Regions from separate parts of the Homo sapiens genome. Here all the other regions are linked to region 3. A link is a loop called in an ENCODE intact Hi-C map of the cell type or tissue named here. Cell type or tissue: PC-9. All regions are shown on one strand. Links, peaks and the distances in the headings refer to the core of each region. The heading gives the core; the rest is flanking DNA.

Region 1 (4,141 bases), core at 825-3,324, 720 kb before region 3:
TGGGGTGAGACCTCCCAACAGGAACTGCCCAGGGGATCCCATGGGAGCAAACTAGACCGGTGCTACTAAAAGTGTGGTCCACAGACCAATCAGCTGCATCGGCATCACCTGGGAACTAGTTTGAAATGCAAACTCACAGGCCCTACACCCAACCAACTGAATCATAATCCCTGGGGGAATATGGGGGAGACTCTGTTTCAATGGACCCCTTGGGGTTTTGGATGCACGCCTGGGTTTGAGAATGACAGTCTGGATCCAGCCCACCCCTGAATATCCTCCCCAGATGTGGAAGTCTTGAGGCTATGGATCCCAAAAGTGTGATGGCTTGGCCTAAAACAGAGGATGTCGGGAAAATAGAAAGCTCTGGTACCCTCCCTCTCAGCTGCACAGCCTCACCTCCCACACTCCTCACCGCAGTTTCCAGCTCCATGCACACAAGACCCCTCCCTGTTCCGCCATGCTCTGAGCCTAACCTGTTCCCACTGCCAGAAATGCCTGCCCCACCCCACCTCCTCCCCACCCTGATGGTTCAGCCCCAACTCATGTCTCATTTGCATCTAACCAGAGCTGCTCCTGGCCTTTTCCAACCAGAATTCCTTTCTCCCTCCTGAGAGCTTCAGTAGCACTTTAAAAATAATACTCCTCGAGCAAAACTCTATTGCCTGTGTTCTCTGAGCAGTGCATGGGTCTTCTCTGTACTCTTGAGTTCCTAGAGGCTCCACCACTTCTAACAATGCCTGGCCACAGTAGGTACGCAATGCGTGCATGTGTGTGTGTGTGTGTGCGTGTGTGTATTGAACTCCAATTGCACTGACCGCAGGGTCCCCAAGGATCAGGGTCTGTGGCAAACTATGTGTTTGTTCCAGACCCACAGCAGATGTCATCATTTCACAACCAGCAAGGGCGCCAGGCTCCCTTCACCTTTCCTCCCCGGGGCCCTTACAGGTTGACCTCAGGGTTATCTCTCAGGTCACGTCAGGGAGCCCTGGCTCACCTTTCCTCCGCTGGTTTCCCCTAACACACACCCATGCCAGCCTCTGGCCAACCCCACCCTGTTGAGACACGTCAGGCTGGGCCCAGTGCCTGAGGCACACCTGGGGGCAGCTGTGCTCAGTCCAGGAAGACGCCTGTGGTGTGACCTCCTGCATCACTCCTGACCCAGATCCGTAGAGCTTGTCCAGGGTGCTCACACAGCTCTCCTCTGGGCCCCACACAAAGTCTGCCCCTTCCAGGAAGCCTTCCTTGGTGCTCTGACCTAGGAAGCAGGAGATGTGGGTTCTCTCACACGCCCCTTTCCCACATCCCAGCAGGCTCATGCCCAGATCCTCCGTGCCTCAGGACTACAGAAGCTTCCTTAGTCACAAGCAGGGAGACTCACCTGCCTGAAGGCAGCAAGTTGGCCCCATGGGCTGCTAGCTCCACATCCAGAAACAAACTTTATGAAGTCGGATCTTATTCCGACTCCCACCTACCCCCACTGACCCCCACTTCTCTGAGTCCTGCTCACTGGCGGGAGTGGGGTGCTCACCTCATTTGCTCCCTGCTGCCTCAGGGAGCTTGCACGTGCTCTTCCCTCTGCCAGCAATCCCCTTTCCCTAAGCATTTCAAACACAGTACTGGGAACTAGTGGCGAGTGCAGCAGATGCAGGGACTTGGCTGGGAGTGGGATGGAGAAGGAGGACAATTGTGCGATGAAATGGCAGGACATGGGAAAATACAAAATAATAAACATCAAAAGTGCTGTCACTAATCTGCTGGGTGACTTTGAGTGAGTCCTTTTCCCATCCTGGGCCTGAGAGATAAAAGGCTTGAATTCCGTATTGCCACAGCATCATGCTCCAATCATGAGAAATAACTCAGTGATGCGTGTGTGGAGGGGGAGGGCCCGTGCATATGTGATAGAGAGAGAGAGGTGGGGGGGATTCCTCCAAGCACACATGGGCCCATTTAACCAGATTCTGCTTCACCTTCTTTTCTTTAATCCCCAGAGATGTGGCTTGCTCAGTGAACTGCCACTAAGTGCTCCCTAGGCACCCACTGGTGTCAGGTCCTCTGCTGGGGCCTACAGACGGGTCCCTTCCTTGAAGGGCTCATGCCTGACGATCATTAGCAAAGCCTTCCTGTGTCTAAAGGATCGCTTACTCCCTGTTTGCTCAGAGCTCAGGAGGCACAGCCTCACTAGAAGGTTTGGAAAGCACCCTGCGGTGGAAGGTACGTCACTGGCATGCAAATTGGGAGGCTTAGATGGCAGATAAAAGATTGGTTTGTGTCACAGGCAACGCCAGCCAGAGTGGTGTCTTGTTACGGTGTCTCTGGGCTGGACTCGGTGCCCCTGGAATGTGAACGAGATGCGCGGGGAGGTTTCCTGTTGATTCTTGTCCTGGCAGAGTGGTCCACTGGCTTAGCTGCTTCTCAAGTTGCACAACACCTGGGCCTCCCAGCGGGTGCTGCTGGTGCTGGAGGGGAGAGAAGCCTCCGCCTGCAGGGCCAGTGCCCTCCTCTGCCCACTGCCCGAGGTGAAAGGTGGATTCCAGGCCAGGCCCGGGTCGGGAGGTGACCCCAGCTCCTCCCCAGGAACTCTCCCTGGGAGGGGCCTGGTTGCTCTGAAGGGCACACGGCAGGGATGACACTGGCTAAGGGGGGAACAGTGGCAGGCCAGGGGAGGAGGGGGCCGGGCTGCTGTCCCTTCCTCAGGGGAAGGCTTGGAGCAGAGCCATTAGCCTGCCTGAATCCTATTATATGCAGGGCAACCTGTGAAGACCTTTCCCGTATTCCCTGTTGGCCTCACCATGTAACTGAGAGGAAAGGTGAGGACATGGGAGATGAAGTGACTTGCCCTGGGATTGTTTTTTTCCAAAGTTCAGGGATCTGACCTCTAATCCAATGTCCTGTCTGAAGGGCTGTTTGCCTGGTTGGAGCTCCCCAGAAGCCGGCAAGAGGCAAATATGCATCAGTTCAGCAGGGCGAGGGGCAGCCCGGGCTACCATGGCCCATTTAGAGGGCTCAGCTAACTTCAGGGTGTCCTGAGGCCACCAGCCTGGCTGGGAATACTCTCCTGCCTTCCTTCCAGCCTTCAGTGGGAGCTGCGTCCAGCTGGGCAGTGACTCAGCAGCCCTCATTCCCACGTGTGTGGGAGAGCAGGCCTCTCTCCCGGCTGTCGGCTTGGCTCCGTTGGCCTGTCTGGGGGTGCCCCAGCAGTCAGCCTGCCATCAGCAAGGCCCTGGGGCTCAGGCCAGGCTTCCCACAGCTCAATCACAGAGTTTGCTTTCTTTCCAGCCCTCCAGCCTTTCCCCCTGAGACTGGAGGGCCACTTCTAAGTTCCTCTGGCCACCTCAACCGTCCACTCAGCCAGGGAGCCAGGCTGTGGGTGACTTCCTCAGCACTGTCCCAGAAACCCTGTGCTGTCCTCAGAAGCAGCCCACCTCCCAGAGCAAATAGCTTGTTTGCCAGGCTCACGGGCCTCCCCGCCTGCTCAGAGTGCGTCCTGTGGTGCATGAAGAGAAGGAACTAGGCAAAACCCAGGCAAGAAAACGAGGGAGGGAAGTGGATCTTGGCTGGACCTTTAACAGGATGTATGGGAGGGTGAGCTACGGTGAGACTGTGCAGGTAGGGCACTAGCCCATCTGCTCACGACCAAGAAAAACATCACCCCACATGCCCTGGCTCCAACCCCAGGGATGGCGGGCTGGCGGCATTGGCATAGCTGTGGAAGCTTGAGCAAGGCTCGTAAATTCTCAGATCCCGTTTCACCATCTGTAAAATGGGCATGCTAATGCCTGTCAGCCAGGTTTGCTCTACACAACACATACAACCCTTTTTCTAAAGGGCTTGGTGGAAGGCCTGCTCCAACATGTTTCAGACATGGATATTGCTTTCCATCCTATGTGTGAGTCCAACAAGATTTGTGCAATCTTTTATTGGTCTCATTTCACGCTCATCATCCTGGGACCCTGTGGGAAAGGACCCATGAGGGACCTTGCAAATGCTGCCAGGCACTGCAAGTGCTGGCCACTGCTGCTGGTCCTCCCAGCAGCTCTCAGGGAAGCAGGGCAAGTGAGGAGCCTGGGTTGGAAACAAGAAATACTTTGCTGGCAGTCATTCCATAAGTTAAGACAACTACAGAAACTTTTATGGAGTACCA
Region 2 (4,141 bases), core at 825-3,324, 1.0 Mb before region 3:
GAATAGGAGTGGTGGGAGTGGGCATCCTTGTCTTATTCCTGTTCTTAAGGGGAATGCTTCCAGCTTTTGCCCATTCTGTTTGATATTGGCTGTGGGTTTGTTGTAGATGGTTCTTAGTCTTCTGAAGTATGTTCTTTTGATGCCTAGTTTGTTGAGGGTTTTTTTTTAATCATAAAGAGATGTTGGATTTTATTGAAAGCTTTTTCTGCATCTATTGACATGATCATATGATTTTTGCTTTTAAGTTTGTTTATGAGGGGCGAATAACATTTATTGACTTGTGTATGTTAAACCAACCTTGCATTCCAGGAATAAAGTCTACTTGATGGTGGTGAATTGACTTTTTTGTGTGCTGTTGGATTTGGTTTGCTAGTATTTTGTTGAAGATTTTTGCATCTATGTTCTTCAAGGATATTGGCCTATAGTTTTCTTTTTTTACTGTGCCGTTGCCAGATTTTGGTATCAGGATGGTGCCAGCTTCATAGAACGAGTTAAGGAAGGGTCCTCCTTGATTTTTTTCTACCAGCAAATTCTACCATCTTTTGGACTCTCATTATGAGCAGGTCACTGAGCAGGACACTGGGTAGGGTGCCTTAAAAGCAGGATCACATTGTATCTTCACATTAACCCTACAAGAGGGATGTTATTATTCCTATTTTACAGGTAAGAGCAAACTGAGGCTTAGGAGGGATAAGGAACTTGTTCAAGGTCAAGATTATCTAGCTAGCAAGGAGTGGAGTTGAGACTCTCAGCTCACACAACTAACCCCAAGGCCCAAGCCAGAGACCGCTCCTCTGTGCTGCTCCCAGAGCTGGGCTGGGGAGGCACCACACTTCCCACAGGGGAGGAGAGGGAAGGTTTAGTCACAGAAGCTGGAAGCTCCCCAGCCCTGCCCATGTGTAGGTTGCTCAGGGACCTGTTATTTCACAGTGTCACTCTGGTTCTGTCTGAGAGGCATGTGACTGGCTAGGATGTGGAGACTTATCTTCAGGTCACACCTGGCTGGGGATGCTGGTGTGCAGGGCATAGTGTGCAGCCTGTGGGGTACAACTGCTCACCCTGGACGTTCCTGGGCCTAAGCTAGTGACACCAGCGCTGTGAGTGCTGCTTGCTTACTCAGGGCTGCTCTAGGTGTGGGTGCTCCTGGCTTGTCTGCCGGGTGGGGTGGGAGCTGTGCTGAGTCTCCACTGTAGAGGAAGGTAAAGCCTCACGTCCAGGAAGGCTCACTCACATGTACTTGGAGGATCCTCTGTCCAAAGCACAGCAACAAGAGACTGATTTGAAATGAGGATGTAGGGTTGGGGGTGCCCTATGAGGAAGCCCTGGGTAAGTCTTGTCAACCTGAGCTTCTTGGGATACCCCCATGGCCAACGGAACAACTTCTTAGAACTAGAAGTACAGACCAAATGAGCCAAAAGAGGAACTTGCAGATCACTTGGTCTGATGTCCTCATTTTATGGATGAGGAAACTGAGGTTTGAGGGAAGCTGTGACTCATCTAAAGTGACAAAACCAATGAGAGGTGGAGGCGAGCAATCTCCTGATTCCTTGCCACACCTGCAGGCCACTCAAGGCCTTCCTTGTAGTGATAAAATCTTTTTTCATCTTATTATCAGCTAAGTCCATCCTTCTGTTGGACTTCCTACACCAGCTCCTCCTGGGCCAAACCAGACAGTCCCTTTCACTGCCCAAGTTGTTCATTCCTCTATCTGGGTGTTTGCCCACATTGTCACTCTGCCTGGACCTGCAGTAGCTGCTCATTTGTCACAGTGGCTTGTCTGCTGAACTCCTCCTTATCCTTTACAACTGGGATCAAAGATCTCTTCCAGGAAGCAGCCCCCTCTACTGTCCCCACTGGAAATGGTCCCTTCCTCTTCTTTTCCTGAACCCATTGTTTGGGCTTCTCTGTAGGATGAGTTATCTACTTTCTTTTTATCACAACAGTTTACAACCTGTGCACATGTTCCTCAGGGCACTGGAAGAAGAGAGGGGTGGGTATTGGAACCTCTGGCTTGGATGTGAGAAATCTGAGACTCAAGAATGTTAGATGACTAATGAGTGGCGGAGCAGACTCAGACACCCAGGCCTCCTGACTCCCACGCCATTTGGACAGGAGCCAGAATGCATCTCTGGGAATGGTTCCCCCAAAGTTGTGCAGTGCGCAGCCTATGAGGCTGTATTTGGCGGTCGCACCTCTGTGCCTGGTACAGTGCCCTAAATAAGGCAGATGCTCAGTAAGTGTGGGTGGATTCAGTGGAACCACAGTGCAGAGGCAGCTCTCTTTTCTCTTCTTCCTTCCCTGTTTCCTTCTCAAATCTGTTTTTTTCTCCCCTCTTTAACTCCCTGCATTTTCCACTGAATTTTTCATTGGGAAGAAGCACATTTAGAGATGTGAAGCACACACTTTGCTGGGCTTCAGCTTTGATGAATCTTTGATGCTGACACTGGGGAGGCAGATGCTGCAGCAGATTGGGGGTGGGGAGGGAGGGGTTGGGGAGGGGCCTCTAAGGGCATGATTTCCCCCTCCCCTGCCCCTTCCAGAGGGAGCTCAAAGCTGCCACTTGCCTTGCCCAACTGTGCTCTACAGCATGAATTGTGTGTGAGTGCTGGGGCATGAGGTGGGTGAGAGAGTGCATGCTGGAAGTGGGAGGGGCCAGATGAGGGGGAGGGCAGTTGCAAGTCACCAGTACCTCTGACATCACCCACATTAACCTTAGCTCCCTCCACTTCCCCTCACTTCTCCATGAATGTGGAGGTCATATCAATTTCTAGCTGTGTGACGTGGTGAGGCACTTAATCTTTTTGAGTCTTAGTTCCTCAATAGTCCATTGGAGATGCTAATACCTTCCTCCTAAGGCCACTGTGAGTAAACAAGACACCCTATTTGCTGTGCCTGACTCATACTACATGGTAAATATTTATTTATTCATTCCATTCACTTGTCCCTCTGTTGAAATTCACTTTTAAGAGCCTGGTGAGGCAAGGTTTGTTCAACATGAGTGGTTATCTGTGAGGCCCTGGGTGAGCCCTGCCTTGGAGAGCTGTTACTCATCTTTTCCTTTTCTTTTCTTTTCTTCTTTTTTTTTTTTTTTTTTTTTTTGAGACAGGGTCTCATCTTGACACCTAGGCTGGAGTGCAGTGGCACAATCACAGCTCACTGCAACCTCAACCTCCTAGGCTCAGTAGACCCTCCCACCTCAGCCTCCTGAGTTGCTGGGACTACAGGTGCGTGCCACCACACCCTGCTAATTTTTTGTGTGTGCCTGTATTTTTTGTAGAGGTGGGGTTTCTCCTTGTTGCCCAGGCTGGTCTTGAACTCCTGGGCTCAAGTGATTCACCCACCTTGGCCTCCCAAAGTGTTGGGATTGCAGGCATGAGCTACGGCGCCCAGCCTGATACTCATCTTTGCACAGTCTACACAACAGTAGTGGATAATGGACAGATGGAGACCCATCCTGGCATGGAGGTTCTGAGCTTCAGTTCTCACCTGACCTGGTGGTTGGACATGTGGCTCCAGTAACCCCTTCTGGGGGAGAGACTCTGCTTGAGTCACACTGGGTGCCCCTCAGTGCCGAGCACAGGTATCTGGCCCAGAGCACTGCTGGGCAACAGACCAAGGAGGATGGTGCTGGAGGACATTTGGGTGTGGTGAGAGGCTATCCCTTCCCCCTGATTTGCCGCTCTATACCGCCTCTGTCAGGGTTGTAGGACCCTTACCAGGCAGGGAGAGATGGTGATTGTTTTGTGGTCATTCCCCTGTAATTTGCTTCATATCATCTTTGCATGATTTGTAACTGCCCATCAGGTTCATCTTGCCTGCTGTCTAGACAGAGCCAATTTATCAAGATAGGGGAGTTGCAATAGAGAAAGAGTTCAATTCATGTAGAGCCGGCTGTACGGGAGACTGGAGTTTTATTATTACTTAAATCAGTCTCCCTGAGAATTCAGGGATCGGTGTTTTTAAGAATAATTTAGTGGGTAGGAGGACAGTGAGTCAGGAGTGCTGATTGGTTGGCTTGGGGATGAAATCATAAGGAGTCAAAGCTGTCCTCTTATGCTGAGGCGGTTCCTGGGTGGGGGCCACAGAAGTGGTTGGCAGGTCCAGCTGGGGCCATCAGGTTGCCAGACATGCAAAAAACTGA
Region 3 (4,141 bases), core at 951-3,450:
GGGCCCCACCTCCCAGCCTCTCTGCTTGGCTCCCACATCCTGACTTGACTGTGTTGAAAGGCCCAGTCTGGTCCCTAGACTGAGTTCTATAAATAGCCAGTAGGTGTGTTTACCAAGAGTCACTAACCTTCCACTAGCAGGGACAACACGATACATTAGTTACTTGATGTTTGGAGGTTGCTTTGCTTAAGGCAAAGTGACTGATCCACCAGACCTGTCTGGTGGCCTGTATTCCAATTTGCCAGCCTGAGATCCTGGCGTAAAGCCCAGAGCTGCCGTCCATCTGGATGCTAGGTGCCTGGGTTCCCAGCTCAGTTCTACCATGGGCACTGTATGACCCTGGAGAAATCTCCAGGCCTCTTTGCCCTTTCCCTGTGAACTGAAAAAGAATGAGACATTCTCCAAAGTCCTTCAAGCTGCAACAGGACTAGAAAATCATACTACCTCCTGTGCTCGGAGAAACAAAGCTCAGGTCTACCCTCAGAACTCCACCCCAGGTAACATTCTCCCTGCACAACCACTCCTTAACAGAACATATGTATCTTCACTCCAGGGCTTGTTGGCCGGTATTTACATGGGGAAAAATGTGTGTATATGTCTCCAAAATTCAATATAACTTTTTTTAAAGGAATAATGTACAGGAAGAGAATTAAGGTGCATTCTAAATACAATTAGTAGACTGTCTGAAAGAAGTTATGTTTTGAAAAACATGAAAGTGGTGGCTAGGCGTGGTGGCTTGTGCTTGTAATTCTAGCACTTTGGGAGGTCAAGGTGGGCAGATCACTTTGGGCCAGGAGTTTGGGACCAGCCTGGCCAAAATGGCAAAATTCTGTCTCTACTAAAAATACAAAAATAAGCTGGGCATGGTGACACACACCTGTGATCCCAGCTACTCAGGAGGCTAAGGCATGAGAATCACTTGAACCCAGGAGGCAGAGGTTGCAGTGAGCTGAGACTGAGCCACTGCACTCCAGCCTGGGTGACAGAGCAAGACTCCATCTCAAAAAAAAAAAAAAAAAAAAAAAAAAGGAAAGAAAGAAAGAGAGAGAAAGAAAGAAAGAAAGGAAAGAAAGAAAGAAAGAAAGAAAAGGAAAGAAAGAAAGAAAGAAGGAAAGAAAAACATGACGGTGACAATGAAGTGGGTGGTGCCGCTTGGCTGTTGCTGGTACTAAGAGAGGCCAGGTTCCTGTTTACAGAGCAACTGCTTGTTAATGTCTATATTAATTATGTGGTGACCAAGAAGCAAAGCTTTAAGCATCTTACAACCTAGTATGACTGTTGGTTACAAATATAAGCATTTTACTGTATTTTAGTTAGAATTTAGGAAATTGGTTAAGGGGCTGGGTTAACCAGTAACAATATAACTTTTTTCCCTTTAAGAATAATGGAAAGACTATAAACAAAAAGAGATGAAAGGAAAGGAAATATGTTCCCAGAAGCATTTTCACACAGAACATCTCATTGTGGGGGATAGATTACTGACATTAAACAGGAGATGTCATGCAGTCTTCCCAACTGACAGGGCAGCTATATTCTTGGAAAATTTGGTATACTTTAAAGCCTTGCAAATATGCTTGATGTTTATTATGTAAAGCAAAGTTGAGTTTTCAGATTAGATAATCATCTAATCTACATCAGTGTCCTGAGAGACATTCGAAAGTCACGTGGAATGCAAGACAGTCCCCTATTGTGAGATGACCCACGCATTGTAGAGTGTCTTGTACCCTTGGTTTCTCACAGGCCACCCAATCATGCCAGCAGTGGCTTCTTAACATTGTGACCACCAGAAATACCCTACACACACATTTTTAAAGGGCCTCCCGGGGCGTTCCCATCTGCATGGAAAATTTGCCCTAAAGAAGAGTCACCACATACACTAGGGTAGCTGTGGGTTGGGTGCGGGAATGGGGCATTTATCATTTATTGAAGGTTTCAAGAACTTCCCCATTCTTTCCATGAGCTTTGTTAGTTTTTTCTTTTGTAAGACATGGGTGCAGTTTGAGACAAGGTCTCACTCTGTCACCCAGGCTGGAGTGCAGGGGCATGACTCACTGCAGCCTCAACCTCCCAGGCTCAAACAATCCTCTCACCTCAGTCTTCTGAGTAGCTGGCACACACCACCACACCCAGATATTTTTTTTAATTTTTAGCAGAGACAAGGTCTTGCTATGTTACCCAGGCTGGTCTTGAATTCCTGAACTCAAGCAATCCTCCCACCTCGGCCTCCCAAAGTGTTGAGATTACAGGCGAGAGCCACCACACCCAGCTTCTGTGAGCTTTTGAAAAAAAAAAAAAAAAAGTGCAATGGCATTCTAATATCATAAAAATTTGCTCTTTAAAGTGTACAATTCAGTGGTTTTTAGTACATTCACATTCATAAAGTTGTACAACCATCACCACTATCTAATTCTAGAACATCTTCATTGCCCTAAAAACAAACCCTGTACCTGTTAGTTGTCATGCCCCATCCCCCTCTCCTTCAAGCCCCAGCAACCACTAATCTACTTCCGTCTCTATGGATCTGTCTATTCTGGACATCACATAAATGGAATCATACAGTATGTGGCCTTTTGTGTCTCTGGGTTTTTCACTTAGCATAATATTTCCAAGGTTCATCTATGTTGTAGCCTGTATAAGTACATCATTCCTTTTTAATGGCTGAATTCACTTATTCAAATCATTGTATGGATATATACTAATTTATCAATTCATCATTTGATGGATGGTATTTCCTCTTGTTAGCTATTTTGAGTAATGCTGCTATGAATATTCACATAGGAGGTTTTGTGTAGATCTATTTTTGATTCTCTGGAGTATACACCTAGGAGTGAATTGCTGGGTCATATGGTAACTCTGTTTAACTCTTTGAGTAACTGCCAAACTGTTTTTCCAAAGTGGCTGCAGTACCACCCACTACGCATGAGGGCTCCAATTTCCCCACATCCTCGTCAACACCTATGGTTATCCATCTTTCTAATAATTGCCATCCTAGTGAGTATGAAGTGGTATCTCATTGTGGTTTTGATTTGCATTTCCCTAATGATTAATGACACCAAGCTCTTTTCATGTGCTTGTTGGCTATTTGTATATCTTCTTTGGAGAAATGTCTTTTCAAGTCCATTGCCCATTTTTAAATTGGGCATTTGTCTTTTTGTTGTTGAGTTGTAAGAGTTATTCACATATTCTGGATACAAGTTTATTGTCAGATACACAACTTGCAAATATTCTCTTCTATTCTGTGGGATAATCTTTCACTTTCTTGATGGTATCCTTTGAAGCACAAAAGTTTGTGATTCTGATGACGTCCAGTGTCTTCATTCTTCTTCGTTCTGTGTGCCACAGGTTTTTGAACCAGTTGCCCTGGCAGCCACACCTGCCCGAGCAAAGCCAGGCAATGAGGCTGCTGTGACTTGAATGGAGGCAACATCCTTCCAGTTTCAAAGTCTCTTGCTGGGATTTCATAAATAGAGTCTAATTTCTCTGGATAAAAAACTATGCCTGCCCAAGTTCAAATCTCCTCAGAATGGGTAGCTCCATCCCTAATAGTCATTCATGCCTTAGGGAAAACTACTCTCTCAGACCCTTCCTTACAGCAGACTGTGCTGAGTGGTGTGGAGAGAGGATAGGGACCCTGATCCTGGGGACAATGTAATCCAGGAGGGACAGAGGAAAGGCATGTTGGACAGTGTGGAAGGCCCATGCCACCTCTTTACTGAGAAAAGTTGTCCAAAAGCTGTCTTGTCCATGGGCCTTAGCTAGAAGCCTATCTGTTCTTTACCTCAAACCACACTTTCACATTTAGCCAGCAAAGGGCCCCGTTAAAATGCACATATGTTTCCTGGATGGGGACGCACTCGCAGGATGCTGAAGCTGGACTGAGAGGGATCCCAACACTTATCTCTTGCAGCTCCTCTGGATCTAAGTGAAGAAATCGAGGCCCAGAGAGGGCAAGGGACTTATTCCAGGCAACACAGGCCTCAGCAAATTCATAGCAGAGCAGGGACCACACTGCCCTCCTCCTCCCCACTGACCTCCAGCAAACCTGTTGGCCCAAATGGGATTCTTAGGCATCTGGAGACAAGCAAGTCTGTCAGGGCGTGGGCAGTTTCCTTGGCAGAAAGAGACTCAGATACTCCAGTGT

Evidence for each region. Hi-C counts contacts between places; a loop is a spot of excess contacts. Peaks named below come from ENCODE experiments on the same cell type or tissue, not always from the same donor. Only the 100,000 strongest peaks of a DNase experiment are listed, where the experiment ranks them.
Region 1: it touches region 3 in a loop (12-fold over the local background); 2 of 110 quality-filtered maps call a loop at or near these places.
Region 2: a loop joins it to region 3, with 19 times the contacts of the local background. A loop is called at or near these places in 10 of 110 quality-filtered maps.

Annotation. Positions count from the first base shown.
Region 1 is chr15:70,194,928-70,199,068 of GRCh38, reverse strand. No RefSeq gene overlaps it. Among named protein-coding and RNA genes, the nearest start is that of TLE3, 99 kb to the right of the region's middle. RefSeq lists enhancers at 1,936-1,995, 2,066-2,345, 2,142-2,925. In PC-9, for the core only: no CTCF peak of the experiment used is centred there; DNase peaks (open chromatin) are centred at 1,098, 2,248 and 3,108; H3K4me3 peaks cover 617 bases; H3K27ac peaks cover 2,500 bases.
Region 2 is chr15:70,506,765-70,510,905 of GRCh38, reverse strand. No RefSeq gene overlaps it. Among named protein-coding and RNA genes, the nearest start is that of LINC02205, 2.9 kb to the right of the region's middle. In PC-9, for the core only: CTCF peaks have their summits at 1,642 and 1,849 (motif pointing left); DNase peaks (open chromatin) are centred at 935, 1,555, 2,035 and 2,825; H3K27ac peaks cover 2,500 bases.
Region 3 is chr15:69,478,965-69,483,105 of GRCh38, reverse strand. No RefSeq gene overlaps it. Among named protein-coding and RNA genes, the nearest start is that of LINC02896, 18 kb to the right of the region's middle. In PC-9, for the core only: no CTCF peak of the experiment used is centred there; a DNase peak (open chromatin) is centred at 2,005; H3K27ac peaks cover 1,521 bases.